Linked DNA regions of Homo sapiens: regions 1 and 2 are each linked to region 3. A link is a contact called in ENCODE Hi-C or POLR2A ChIA-PET data. All regions are on one chromosome and are shown on one strand. The core of a region is the stretch at or near the end of the contact, and the rest is flanking DNA. Distances in the headings are between cores, read along the strand shown. Region 1 holds the start of MTHFD2 (methylenetetrahydrofolate dehydrogenase (NADP+ dependent) 2, methenyltetrahydrofolate cyclohydrolase). Region 2 holds the start of MOB1A (MOB kinase activator 1A). Region 3 has its middle 92 kb from the start of EVA1A-AS.

Region 1 (4,006 bases), core at 1,322-3,821, 1.2 Mb before region 3:
TTCAGAGAGAGACGTCAGGGTTGCATGTGCACACACAGAAAAGGCCATAACACAGCAGGCATGCAGCCCTCTGTAAGCCAAGGACTGCAAGCCTCAGGAGAAACCAATCCTGCCAACACCTTGACCTTCGCTTCTAGCCCCCAGAACTGTTAGAAAATACATTTCTTTCTTTTTTTTTTTTTTTTAGATCGAGTCTCACTGTTGCCCAGGCTAAAGTGCAGTGGTGCGATCTCGGCTCACTGCAACGTCGGCCTCCTGGATTCTAGCAATTCTCCTGCCTCAGTCTCTCAAGTAGCTGGGATTACAGGCATGTGAAACCATGCCTGGCTAATTTTTATATTTTTAGTAGAGACAGGGTTTCACCATGTTGGCCAGGGTGGTCTCAAAATCCTGATCTGAGGTGATCCGCCTGCCTCAGCCTCCCAAAGTGCTGGGATTACAGGCGTGAGCCACTGCACTCAGCCCATTTCTGTTGTTTAAATGACTCAGTCTGTGTTATTTTGTTATGGCAGCCCTAGCCAACTTATACATACAAAGCATTATTTTTTTCTGAACTATTCAAAAGTAAGTTACAGACATGGTCCTTTAGTACTAGAAGCAAGTGCAATATATTCTCTTACATTACTGCATGCGATTAGCTAACACTGATAAAATGCTATTAGCTAGTTGCAGACTTTATTCATATTTTGCCAATTGTCCTATAATGTCATCTATAGCAAAAGAGAGAAAAAAAGAAGCAAGAAAGAGAAAAAAAGAAAGACAAAAAGTTTTGGGTCCAGAATCCAATCCAGAATCAAACAGCATTTAGCTGTCATGCCTAGGCTCCTTTAATGGAGAACAGTTTCTCATTCTTTGTCTTTCATGGCCTTGGAGCTGTCAAGAGTACAAGCAATTTATCTTGTAGAATATCTCTCACTTTGGGCTTGTCTGATATTTCCTTGTGAATAGATTAAGATCTACTAGTGTGTTCCAAAGCTTTACAACTGTTTTTTTTCCTGGACAGTTTTAACATTCTAGGTCTGTGATCTTTCTTCTCAATGTGAAATGAGGAATCTGTAACCGTTTTTAGGAGACTCATTGGTTTAGGAAAATCACCTTATTAAATTTACAGACTTGTTAAGAGCTACGAAGTGATGTGTCTCCTCAATGGATCCTATCAGAAGGCATATATGTGTGTTCCCTTACTGGGTGGTGCTAACTTTGATCACGTGGTTGAAGCAGTAACTGTCATGTTTCTTCACTGTAAATTTACCATTTTCCTTTCCTTCCTGGAGGCTAGAAGTAAAGGTCAAGGTGTTGACAGGATTGGTTTCCCCTGTTCTTTGTTTGTTTGTTTTGTTTTTTGAGACAGAGTCTTTTTGTTGCCCAGGCTGAAGTGCAGTGGCACAGTCTCGGCTCCCTGCAACCTCTGCCTCCCAGATTCAAGCGATTCTCATGCCTCAGTCTCCCCAGTAGCTGGGATTACAGCGTCCGCCACGATGCTCAGATAATTTTTTGTGTTTTTAGTAGAGACGGGGGTTTCAACACATTGGCCAGGCTGGTCTCGAACTCCTGGCCTCAGGTGATCCGTCCGCCTTGGCCTCCCAAAGAGCTGGGGATTACAGAAGTGAGCCACCGCGCCCTGCCCTCCTTAAGTTTCCTTGCGGGAGAGATACTTTGAGACTATGCAAAAAGTTTGCGGGAAAAAATACAGGAAGCCCAGTTGAATCTGAATTCCAGATAAGCCATAAATAAAGTATAAATATGACCTCCCAAAGTGTTTATCTAAAATTCTGATTTGATTGGGCATCTTGTGTTTTTATTTGCTAGATCTGGCAACCCTATATGTAAATATCTTGCTCCTCATCCAACTTTCACCCAGTTGTTTTGACATCTATTGCTGCTTCTGAATCAGGGTTGCACATGCAACCCTGACGTCTGTCTCTGAATATCTTTTATGATTTTACTTTTTTTGTTGTTGTTTTGAGATATGGTCTCACTCTCGTCGCCCAGGCTGGAGTGCAGTGGCGCGCCTTCAGCTCACTGCAGCCTCAACCTCCTGAACTCAGGTGATCCTTCCACCTCAGCCTCCCCAGTAGCTGGTACTGTAGTCACGCGCCACCATGTACTGATTTTGGAAAATGGTGATTTTCTAACTCCATCATTCCTTTTACTTCTGTTCGTTGGCATTCTATCAGCTTGTCTTTTCATCCACCCTTTACAGTGCTTGGCACACAGTAGGCGCTCATATAATTGTTCAACGAATGAATGAATGAACTTTTCTCTTGTGTTGTCCGGCCTTCGGTGACACTAGCGGCGTCAGGCAGGAGTTTGACTTCCTCAGCCTATCATGGCACGTTGCCGAGGCTTCAGCGCCTTACAGGACCTCGCTCCAGGCTCTTCTGGCTCCAATCAAAAGCAGGGCTCTTTCGGACTTCGCTTACGTTTAATAAAGAAAACCGGTTGGCCCCTTCGGCTCCACCTGGCTCAACAGACAGCCAGTGGCATGCGGCAGGGACCAATGGGTGGCGGAGGGAGGCGGGGCCTGCCACGAGGCCGCAGTATAACCGCGTGGCCCGCGCGCGCGCTTCCCTCCCGGCGCAGTCACCGGCGCGGTCTATGGCTGCGACTTCTCTAATGTCTGCTTTGGCTGCCCGGCTGCTGCAGCCCGCGCACAGCTGCTCCCTTCGCCTTCGCCCTTTCCACCTCGCGGCAGTTCGGTAAGAGGGTCACAGAGCTCGGTCAGCGCGGAAAGCTGAGGGGAACGGAGGGCGAGGGGCACGCCGGGCCCCCGAGGGACACCGAGGGAAGTCCTTCCCGAACATCTCCGCCCCGGCGGTGGTGGCCGCTGAGGGGTGTGGCGGGGCGACGTGGCACCGAGCGCCGCCGCAGCTCTCGACTGGGGCGCTTCCTCGGCGCGGAGGGCTGGTACCCGAAGCCCGCCTTTCGGAGGGAGCCGCTCTCCTGCGACTCGGGGCGTCGCCGGGGCCCGTGGCCAGTCGGCGGGCGGGACGGGGGTGGCGTGCGGAACGCGAAGGCATCAGTTTACGCGGAGCCTTCCGACAGCGCCGGCCGCCTCTGGCTGGGATGCTGAGAGTCGTCTGGGGGAGAACAGGCGAGGGTTCCAAAAGAGCAGCCCTCGGCGAGTTGTCCTTGCGGGGACCCTAGCGGCGGAGGGCGCTGCTGCAGCTGATGAAATCGCGGAGCCGACTTGCTCGGGGTCCCCGCGCCGCCCTCCTCCCTCCGCCGGTGGGAGTGGCCCGCGCTGCCTCCGCTCTGCCAGGAACATGAACGGACTCTGGGCACCCTAGCTTTGGCTGCAGCCCACCAGAGCCTGTCAGTGCCGGGCTGCGTACATAGAGGTGGCAAACATCCGGGAGGCTCCCAGGGCCTTAGGGAAAGGGGGAATGGAGAGTGACAAGTACCCATATTTCAGCGGTACTTGCAGAATTTCAGTTTTACAAGATGAAGAGTTCTGAAGATGGATGGTGGTGATGGTTGCACAACATATGAACGTATTTAATACCACTGAACTGCACTTAAAAATGGTTAAGATGGGCCGGGCGTGGTGACACGCGCCGAGGCTGAGGCACGAGAATCGCTTGAGCCCAGGAGTTCGAGGCTGCAGTGAGCCGTGATTGCACCACTGCCCTCCAGTCTGGGCGACAGAGCGAGACCCTGTCTCAAAAAAAAAAAAAAAAAAAAAAGTTGATAAGGTTTATGTTATGTGAATTTTACCACAATAACAAAATTGGGAAAAATATACAGGGGAGGAGGAAAGGAAAAGCTCTGTTTGCATTTTTGGGTTTCCTTGGGAAGGTGATTTGGTCGGTCATTAGAGCGCTGGCATTGTTGGCATTGTTAGAGCCCTGCACCTTACAACATCAGCCCCTTCTTTTTTTCATCTAACGTTCACTGTGTACCAGACACTATGCCAAGCTGTGCGAATTCAAAGATGAGAAAAACTGTTCTTAATGGAGCTCATGTTCCTGACAAGGGGCAGAACACGCGTGTAATTTCCAGTCAG
Region 2 (3,789 bases), core at 1,029-3,528, 1.3 Mb before region 3:
AAAAACACAAAATATTAGCCAGGCATGGTGGCAGGCGCCTGTAGTCCCAGCTACTTGGGAGACTGAGGCAGGAGAATGGCGTGAACCCGGGAGGCGGAGCTTACAGTGAGCCGAGATTGAGCCACTGCACTCCAGCCTGGGCGACAGAGCAAGACTCTGTCTCAAAAAAAAAAAAAAAGAAAATTAACAAGTGCTATGAGAGGTGTGGGGAAATTGGACCCCTCATAGAGTACTTATGGGAATGTAAAATGGTGCAGCACTTTGAAGTTTGGCAGTTCCTCAAAAGGTTAAACATAGTTACCACTTAAGCCAGCAATTCTGCTCCTAAGTATATACCCAAGAGATATGAACACATACATCCACGCAAAAACCTGTCACATATGTTCACAGCAGCATTATTCATAATGGCCAAAAAGCGGGAACAACTCAAGTGTCCATCAAGAAGGCCAAGTTTTAAAAAAAGAAAGTCTCGGCCGAGTGCGGGAGTGGATCATCTGAGGTCAGGAGTTCGAGACCAGCCTGGCCAACATGATGAAACCCAGTCTCCACTAAAAATACAAAAATGAGCCAGGTGTGGTGGCCGGCGCCTGTAATCCCAGCTACTCGGGAGTGTGAGGCAGGAGAGTCGCTTGAACCCGGGAGGCAGAGGTTGCAGTGAGCCGAGACCGTGCCATCCCCGGAGGCAGAGGTTGCAGTGAGCCGAGACCGTGCCATTGCACTCTAGCCTGGAGGACAGAGCGAAACTCCGTCTCAAAAAATAAAAAAAAAGAAAAAGTCTCGTATTAAGGTCCACAAAGCAACTGTGCATTCACTAATTAAATATCAACTCGTAAGAAAAAAGTGGAGGAGGGAGGAATACTTCTATTAATATGGAAGTTAAATCTAAATCATACAGGCTTTTTGACAAGGTAATCGTATTTTAGAGACCATTCATTTACGAGAATAACCCAAAGGAAGGAAAATGAGACGCAGATAAACATATTCTGAGTAGTGCTATTTTATAATAGTAAATACTGGAAGGAATCCCAGTTTCTCACAATAAAGTGGGTAAACTCTGGTTATAAAAAATAAAAAAAAAACTATATAGTGTTTTTATATTGTATTTAATAAAAATGTCAAGCATGTGGATTACATCCATAACTAAAATTGGATAATTATTCAATCACAAAACACACATTTAAGCAATATACAAGGTAGAGAGAGACACCTGAGAATAAAAAATACTGTGCCAGAGCAATGCTTCTCAAACCTTAATGTGCATAAGAATCATCAGGGAATTTACAAGCTTTTTCATTTTAGCCTTGTTTGGTTGGGCTCAGGCATTATCTCTAAAATGAGATTCTAAGGTATGCCTATCAAGTTAATTGCTGTAGTGCACTAAAATGGCAATACTGTGTTTCTGCAATGGGACTATGAATTTGTTTTAACTTTCCAAATTATTTATAATACTGCAATGTACTATATAATAATGCTGTATGGTATATTACATAATGATTAAAAACACAGGATTCTACCGAGGACAAGAGAAGTTGGTTAAAATCAAAGCCAGTAAGTGGGCAGAATCAGAACTGGACAGAACGATCCGACTCCAAGGCCAGCATCTTAACTTCAAGCTTCTCAAACTGCGGCAACGCACATTCTCCTGGGGCGGCATTTAACACCGACAATAATGAAACTGGACCTATAACCGAGCAACGAGTTAAGTCGGCAAGGACGGTTTCTAGAAGCTCGAGACAAGAGAAACTGGGGGCTCGCGGCTCCGCCCCCAGATCGTCTCCCCGCCCTCGGGGGCGCTCGGGCGGAAAAGTTTGGAGGCGCGACGGCCCCGGGGCCTTTCTACTCCCCAGCCTTCACGCTCCGTTTCCTTTACTTCGACCTTCATCTCTGTCGGCCTCTCCCAACATCTCGGCCTCCCCCGCGGACCCGAACAGAGGCAAAACAAACGCCAGCTACCCCGCCCCCGCCTCGGCCCCCAGGCCGAGCCCTCGCCTCAGGTCCGGGGAGGCCTCCCCCACAACCTCGGCCCGCAGGCCCGGCGCCCGCGGCCCGACCCCACTCACAAGAGGAAGCTCATCTTCGGTCCTCAGAGGGGAGGCGAGGGGCCCCTGGCCCCCGCCTGGATCAGGATTCGGAGCTGGCTAGAGGGAGCGGACCGTCCTTAGCTCACGGGCAGCGGAAGCCGGGCCGCCGCCGCTCGGAGCCGGGTTTCTGGCCGCTGCGAGCCTTTGCAAACCTCGGCGCCCGCCTTGCCCGCCTACCCCACCTCGCAGACCCGAAATGCGGAACCAACAAAATCTCGCGAGCTAAGGTTTCGCTGCGCCGGGAGGGACTTGTCGCGCCCCCTTTCGCTCCGCCTCGTCCTAGAACTCGGCCAATCATCGCTCTCCAAGCCAGGACCTCCCTCCCCCGGAGGCGTGGCGAGGATGGCGGTCCTGCGGAAGGGGCAGTGGCTGGTCCTGCTCTTAGAGTATCTTGGTGCTGCTGGGTTTCGATCCCGCTCCCTAGGTTATGCAGGGACCTCTATAAGCGCTGCGTACTCCTGCAATTTTTAAAATTGTTAATTTAATTTTTACTTGAAATATATTCACATAGCATAAAATCTGTCCTTTAAACATGTACCCTCTAGTGGTCTTTTTCGGTTTTTTCTTTCTTTTTTTTTTTTTTTTCTGAGGTGTCTCGCTCTGTCGCCCAGACTGGAGTTCACAGTTCACTGCAGCCTGGACTTCCTGGGCTTAAGTGATCCTCTCGCCTCAGCCTCCCGAGTAGCTGAGACCACAGGTGCCTGCCACCACGCCCGGCTAATTTTCTCAAAGTTTTTGCAGAGACGAGCGTCTCACTGTGTTGCCCAAGCTGGTCTTGGACTCCTGAGCTCAAGGGATCCTCCTGGTTTGACCTCCCAAAATGCTGGGATCACAGGTGTGAGCCACTGCCTCCGGCTTTGTTTATGTTTTCAAAGTGTGCCAACCATCAGCACTAATTTTTTTTTTTTTTTTGACAGAGTCTCACTTTGTAACCCAGGCTGGAATGCAGTGGTGCAATCTCGGCCCGTTGCAACCTCTGCCTTCCAGATTCAAGTGATTCTCATGCCTCAGCCTCCCGAGTAGCTGGGATCACAGTCGTGCGCCACCACACCCGTCTAATTTTTGTATTTTTTTTTTTTTTTTTTTTTAGTAAAGACGGGGTTTCGCCATGTTGGCCAGGCTGGTCTCGGTCTTGAACTCCTGACCTCAAGTGGTCCACCCGCCTCGGCCTCCCAAAGCTGGGATTACAGGCGTGAGCCACCGCGCCCAGCCTAACCATAATTTTAGGCCATTTTCATCACCCCGAAAAGAAACCCCATACCTATTAGCAGTTACTCTTTATTACCCACCTCCCTCCTCCCAACCCCTGGCAACCACTACTCTACTTTCTATTTCCATGGATTTACCTAATCTGGACATTTCATATACACTGTGAATGGAAGCATACATTATGTGGTCTTTTGTGACTGACTTCTTTCACTTAGCATAATGTTTTAAAACGCACCCATATTGTAGCATGTATCAAAGCTTCATTACTGGCCAGGCACAGTTGTGGCTTACGCCTGTAATCCCAGCACTTTGGGAGTCTGAGGCTGGCGGATCACTTGAGCTCAGGAGTTCGAGACCAGCCTGGGCAACATGGTGAAACCCCGCCTCTACAAAAACACAAAAATTAGCCAGGCGTAATGGTGTGTGCCAGTGGTCACAGCTATTCGGGAGGCTGAGGCGGGAGGATTCCTTGAGTCCAGGAGATGGAGGCTGCAGTGAG
Region 3 (4,153 bases), core at 777-3,276:
CTGCACTGTAAGTGGTAAAAATATCTTTGGTAGTTATAATATTAAAGTAGGCTTCCCCCTTTCTTTTCTAGAAGTTTTATGGAAAGAGATAGAATTTTAGGCAAAAAGCATGACTCAAAAACATGGAGATGTGAAAAACATGGTGTCCTGGGGAATGATGAGTAATTTCATGTGGAGACTATAGGGTATACAGAGAATGGAGCAAAGGGGAAAGAAACCAGCATTCAGGGATTTGTTGAAGTCAGGTAGTAAATAAACTTAAACACTGTGAGTGCTAGTTTCCTGTTGCTGTTGTAGCAAATTACCATACACTTAGTGGCTTAAACAGCACAGATGTATTAGCTTACAATTCTGAAGGTCAGAAATCCAAAATAGATCTTACAGGCTAAAACCAAGGTATCAGAAGAGCTGCACTGCTTCTGGACATTCAATGGGAGATCTGTTCTCTTGCCTTTTCCAGTTTCTAGAGGCCATTTGCATCCCTTGAATTGCAGCCTCTACCTTTGTCTACAAAGTGCATAATTTCAGCTTCTGCTTCTGTCCACATCTCGTCTCTGACCCTGTCCCTTCTGCTCTTGTTTTGTAAGAACCCTTGTGATTACATCAAGCCTATCCAGATAATCCAGGATAATTCCCCCTCTCAAGATCCTTAACTTAATCAACCTCAACAAAGTCCCTTTTGCTACATAAGGTAACGTATTTGCAGGTTCTAGGAATCAGGATGTCAATAAAAAGAGGCAAATTCTGTAAGATATTTGAAGAGATTTATTCTGTGCCAAATACGAGTGACCACAGCCTGTCACACAGCCCTCAGGAAGTCCTGAGAACACGTGCCCAAGGGGGTTGTGTCAGGCCTCTGAGCCCAAGCTAAGCCATCATATCCCCTGTGACCTGCACGTATACATCCAAATGGCCTGAAGTAACTGAAGAATCACAAAAGAAGTGAAAATGGCCTGTTCCTGCCTTAACTGATGACATTACCTTGTGAAATTCCTTCTCCTGGCTCATCCTGGCTCAAAAGCTCCCCCACTGAGCATCTTATGTCCCCTGCCCCTGCCAGCCAGAGAACAACCCCCTTTGACTGTAATTTTCCCACTACCTACCCAAATCCTATAAAACGGCCCCACCCCTATCTCCCTTCTCTGACTCTCTTTTTGGACTCAGCCCGCCTGCACCCAGCTGGAATAAACAGCCTTGTTGCTCACACAAAGCCTGTGGTGGTCTCTTCACATGGACGCTGTGTAAGTTGGGGTGCAGCTTGGTTTTATACATGTTAGGGAGACATGAGACTTCAATCAAATACATTTAAGAAATACATGAGTCCAGTTCAGAAAGGCAGGACAATTTGAAGTGGGGGGCTGGGGGGAGCTTCCAGATTATAGGTGATTTTTAAATTTTCTGGTTGCCAAATGGTTGAGTTTATATAAAGACCTGGGATCAATAGAAAGAAAATAGATAATGTCTGGGTTAAGATAAAGGATTGTGGAGACTAAAGTTCTTAGTGTGCAGAGAAAGTCTTCAGGTAGCAGGCTTCAGAGAGAATAGATTGTAAATACTTCTTATCAGACTTAAGGTCTGTGTTGATGTTAATGCCAGAGAGGCGTAATGAGGCATGTCTGAGCCCCACTTCCTGCAATGGCCTGAACCAATCTTTCAGGTTAAATTTTAAGAGTGTCCTGGCTGAGGAGGAAGTCCATTCAGATGGTTGGGGTGGGGGTGGGGGGGTTAGAATTTTATTTTTGTTTTACAAGGACTTAGGTGTTTTTGGGGAACATAATTCAGCCTACCATATCATGCAAGAGAATTTAAACTGTACTGTGTCAGCCAGGGGTTAAAATCTTAATGCCTACCAGGGCTAGGCAGGTAAAGAAGCATCTTAGTCCATTTTGTCCTGCTATAAAAGAATACTTGAGGCTGGGCAATTTATAAAGAAAAAAGATTTATTTGGCTCACAATTCTGGAGTGCTGAAAAGTTCAGGATTGGGCATTTGCATCTGGCAAAAGCCTCGGGCTGCTTTCACTCATGGCAGAAGGCAAAGGGGAGCCAATGTGTACAGAGATCACCTGGTAAGAGAGGAAGTGAGAGAAGGAAACTCTAGGTTCTTTTTTAATAACCAGCTCTCATGGGAACTAATAGTATGAGAACTCATTCATCTCAACCCCTCCCCAGAGAAAGGATTAATCTATTCATGAGGGATCCACCCCCAGTGACACAAATACCTCCCAGTAGTTTCCACCTCCAACACTGGGATCAAACTTCAATGTAAGATTTGGTGGGACAAACCAACCATATACAAACTCTAACAGAAGTAAATAAAGCAGTCTGGTTATTAGCCAACAGGAAAAAGTGAAGAAAGTGAAAACTCAGAGAGTACTATCTAAAGTGAGTTCTGAGTGTTATCAAAATAAATGCAAACCAGTGTTGCCTGATTACCTGATTCTTTTGGAGAAGCTAAGATCCAGATATTTATGTAAATTTTACCAGTTTTATAAACAATTTTCCAGTCTCTACTGGAATCCTACAAGGATTTTCATGTTAGGAGTTCCTGGTACTAAAATACCTCTGAAGACAGCATTGAAGGAAAGAGGCTAGGAATTAGAATGAATCAGAAAAAACTGTAACAGTGGATAAGAATGCAAACCATAGAGGAGAATAAAATATTTTAAAACCATATGCCCAACAAAGGACTAATGTCAAGAATATATATATATTTTAAATTCTCCAAATTCAATAACAAAAAAGCTAACAATCCAAGTAGAAAATGGGCAGGAGGCATGAAAAGGCATTTCGTCAAAAAACAAATACAGAAGATAAATAAGCACATGAAAAGATGTTCTATGTTTTTAGCCATTAGGAAAATGCAAATTAAAGCCATAGTGAGATACTACTACACATCTATCAGAAGCTCTAAGATAGAAAGAATGACTGCAGTCAAGATGGCCAACTAGAAGCAGCAGTGATCAGACGCTCCCACTGAAAAGAACCAAAACAGCATGCAAATCCAGCACCGGCAACCAAGGTATGCAGGTTCTGTCATCAGGACTGACCCTAGGCAGCTGGCGTGACCCACAGAAAGAAAGGAAGAGCAGAATGGTGCAGTGGCCCACCTGAGAGCCACACAGGACAGGGGAGCTTCCACCCCCCAGCCAAGGAAGGTGGTGAGTAAGAGTGCTATCCAGCCTGGGAAACTGTGCTTTTCCCATGGAACTGTGTAATCCACAGATTAGAAAATCTCACTAGTGAGCTCACACCACTGGGGCCTAGAAAACCACAAAGCTGAGCAGATTCTCAACAGCCACTCAGCTAGAAACTGCTTAAACAGGCTGAGTTCCTGGTGGGGAGGGGCAGCCGCCTACTGTCTAAGCCTTCCAAGAGACTTGGAGGAAGGGCAGCAGCCAACAATGGGACTGCTAGCTGTCTAATACACTAAGCTCTTGGGGTAGAGGAAGGGTGGCAGCCATCTCTATAGCTCCAGGCTGCACTTTTCCCTGGCTGGAGCCAGGGAGGCTGGAAGGCTTGGTCTTAAGAGGTTATTCCTCACAGGGCAACACACAGGCTGTGGCAGACTGCAGCCAGAGTGCATCTTCAGGCCTGACCCTGACCCATCCCTCCTCACTGGGGTGCCTCCCTGGAGGAACTCCAACAACTCCATTCAGGGGCTCAGGGACAGAACTCTGATGTCCCTGGGCCTGAGCTCCTAGGAGGAGGAGTGGCTATATTCTCTGCAGACCAGCAGACTTAGTCTTTCCTCCTGCTAGTTCTGAGTAATCCGGGCAACTCAGACGAGTGAGTTTCCCCCCAGCATGGCACACCCCCTCCACCAAGGGACAGCCAAAGTGCTTTGTTAAATGGGTCCTGCTCCCCGTGCCACCCAACTGGGTGAGACCCCAATAGATGCAGAAAAGGCCTTCGATAAAATTCAATGCCCCTTCATGCTAAAAACAGTTAAAAAAACTGGGTATTGAGGGAACATATCTAAAAATAATAAGAGCTATTTATGACAAACCCATAGCCAATATTATATTGAATGGGCAAAAGCTGGAAGCGTTCCCTTTGAAAACTGGCACAAGAGAAGGATGCCCTCTCTCACCACTCCTATTCAACATAGTGTTGGAAGTTCTGGCCAGGGCAATCAGGCAAGAGAAAGAAATA

The links. Hi-C counts contacts between places; a loop is a spot of excess contacts on that map. ChIA-PET counts read pairs that join two places held with the same protein, here RNA polymerase II (POLR2A). Pooled maps may share reads with other maps.
Region 1: a map with no recorded cell type shows a loop between it and region 3 (8-fold over the local background). The contact joins the promoter of MTHFD2 here to the enhancer-like site in region 3. A Hi-C loop is called at or near these places in 2 of 37 single-sample maps with no recorded cell type and 3 of 50 pooled maps. POLR2A ChIA-PET finds 5 or more read pairs at or near these places in 2 of 52 experiments (BJ and activated B cell).
Region 2: a loop to region 3 is called in a map with no recorded cell type, with 6 times the contacts of the local background. The contact joins the promoter of MOB1A here to the enhancer-like site in region 3. A Hi-C loop is called at or near these places in 1 of 37 single-sample maps with no recorded cell type and 3 of 50 pooled maps. POLR2A ChIA-PET finds 5 or more read pairs at or near these places in 2 of 52 experiments (BJ and activated B cell).

The regions. Positions count from the first base shown.
Region 1 is chr2:74,196,044-74,200,049 of GRCh38, forward strand. It overlaps MTHFD2 (methylenetetrahydrofolate dehydrogenase (NADP+ dependent) 2, methenyltetrahydrofolate cyclohydrolase), which reads left to right and starts at 2,572. Exons shown (of 8, transcript NM_006636.4): 1 at 2,572-2,699. The coding sequence starts at 2,599. RefSeq lists an enhancer at 2,234-2,792 and silencers at 2,501-2,640, 2,831-3,110, 3,241-3,330.
Region 2 is chr2:74,176,601-74,180,389 of GRCh38, forward strand. MOB1A (MOB kinase activator 1A) reads right to left here and starts at 2,279. Exons shown (of 6, transcript NM_018221.5): 1 at 2,061-2,279. The coding sequence starts at 2,074. RefSeq lists silencers at 1-131, 1,851-2,040 and an enhancer at 1,304-1,987.
Region 3 is chr2:75,429,850-75,434,002 of GRCh38, forward strand. No RefSeq gene overlaps it. Among named protein-coding and RNA genes, the nearest start is that of EVA1A-AS, 92 kb to the right of the region's middle. RefSeq lists enhancers at 2,888-2,967, 2,978-3,247, 3,448-3,527, 3,558-3,717 and a silencer at 3,318-3,407. Within about 2 kb of position 2,027, at least 3 of the 41 ENCODE cell types and tissues checked have a DNase peak (open chromatin) inside an H3K27ac peak, as active enhancers do.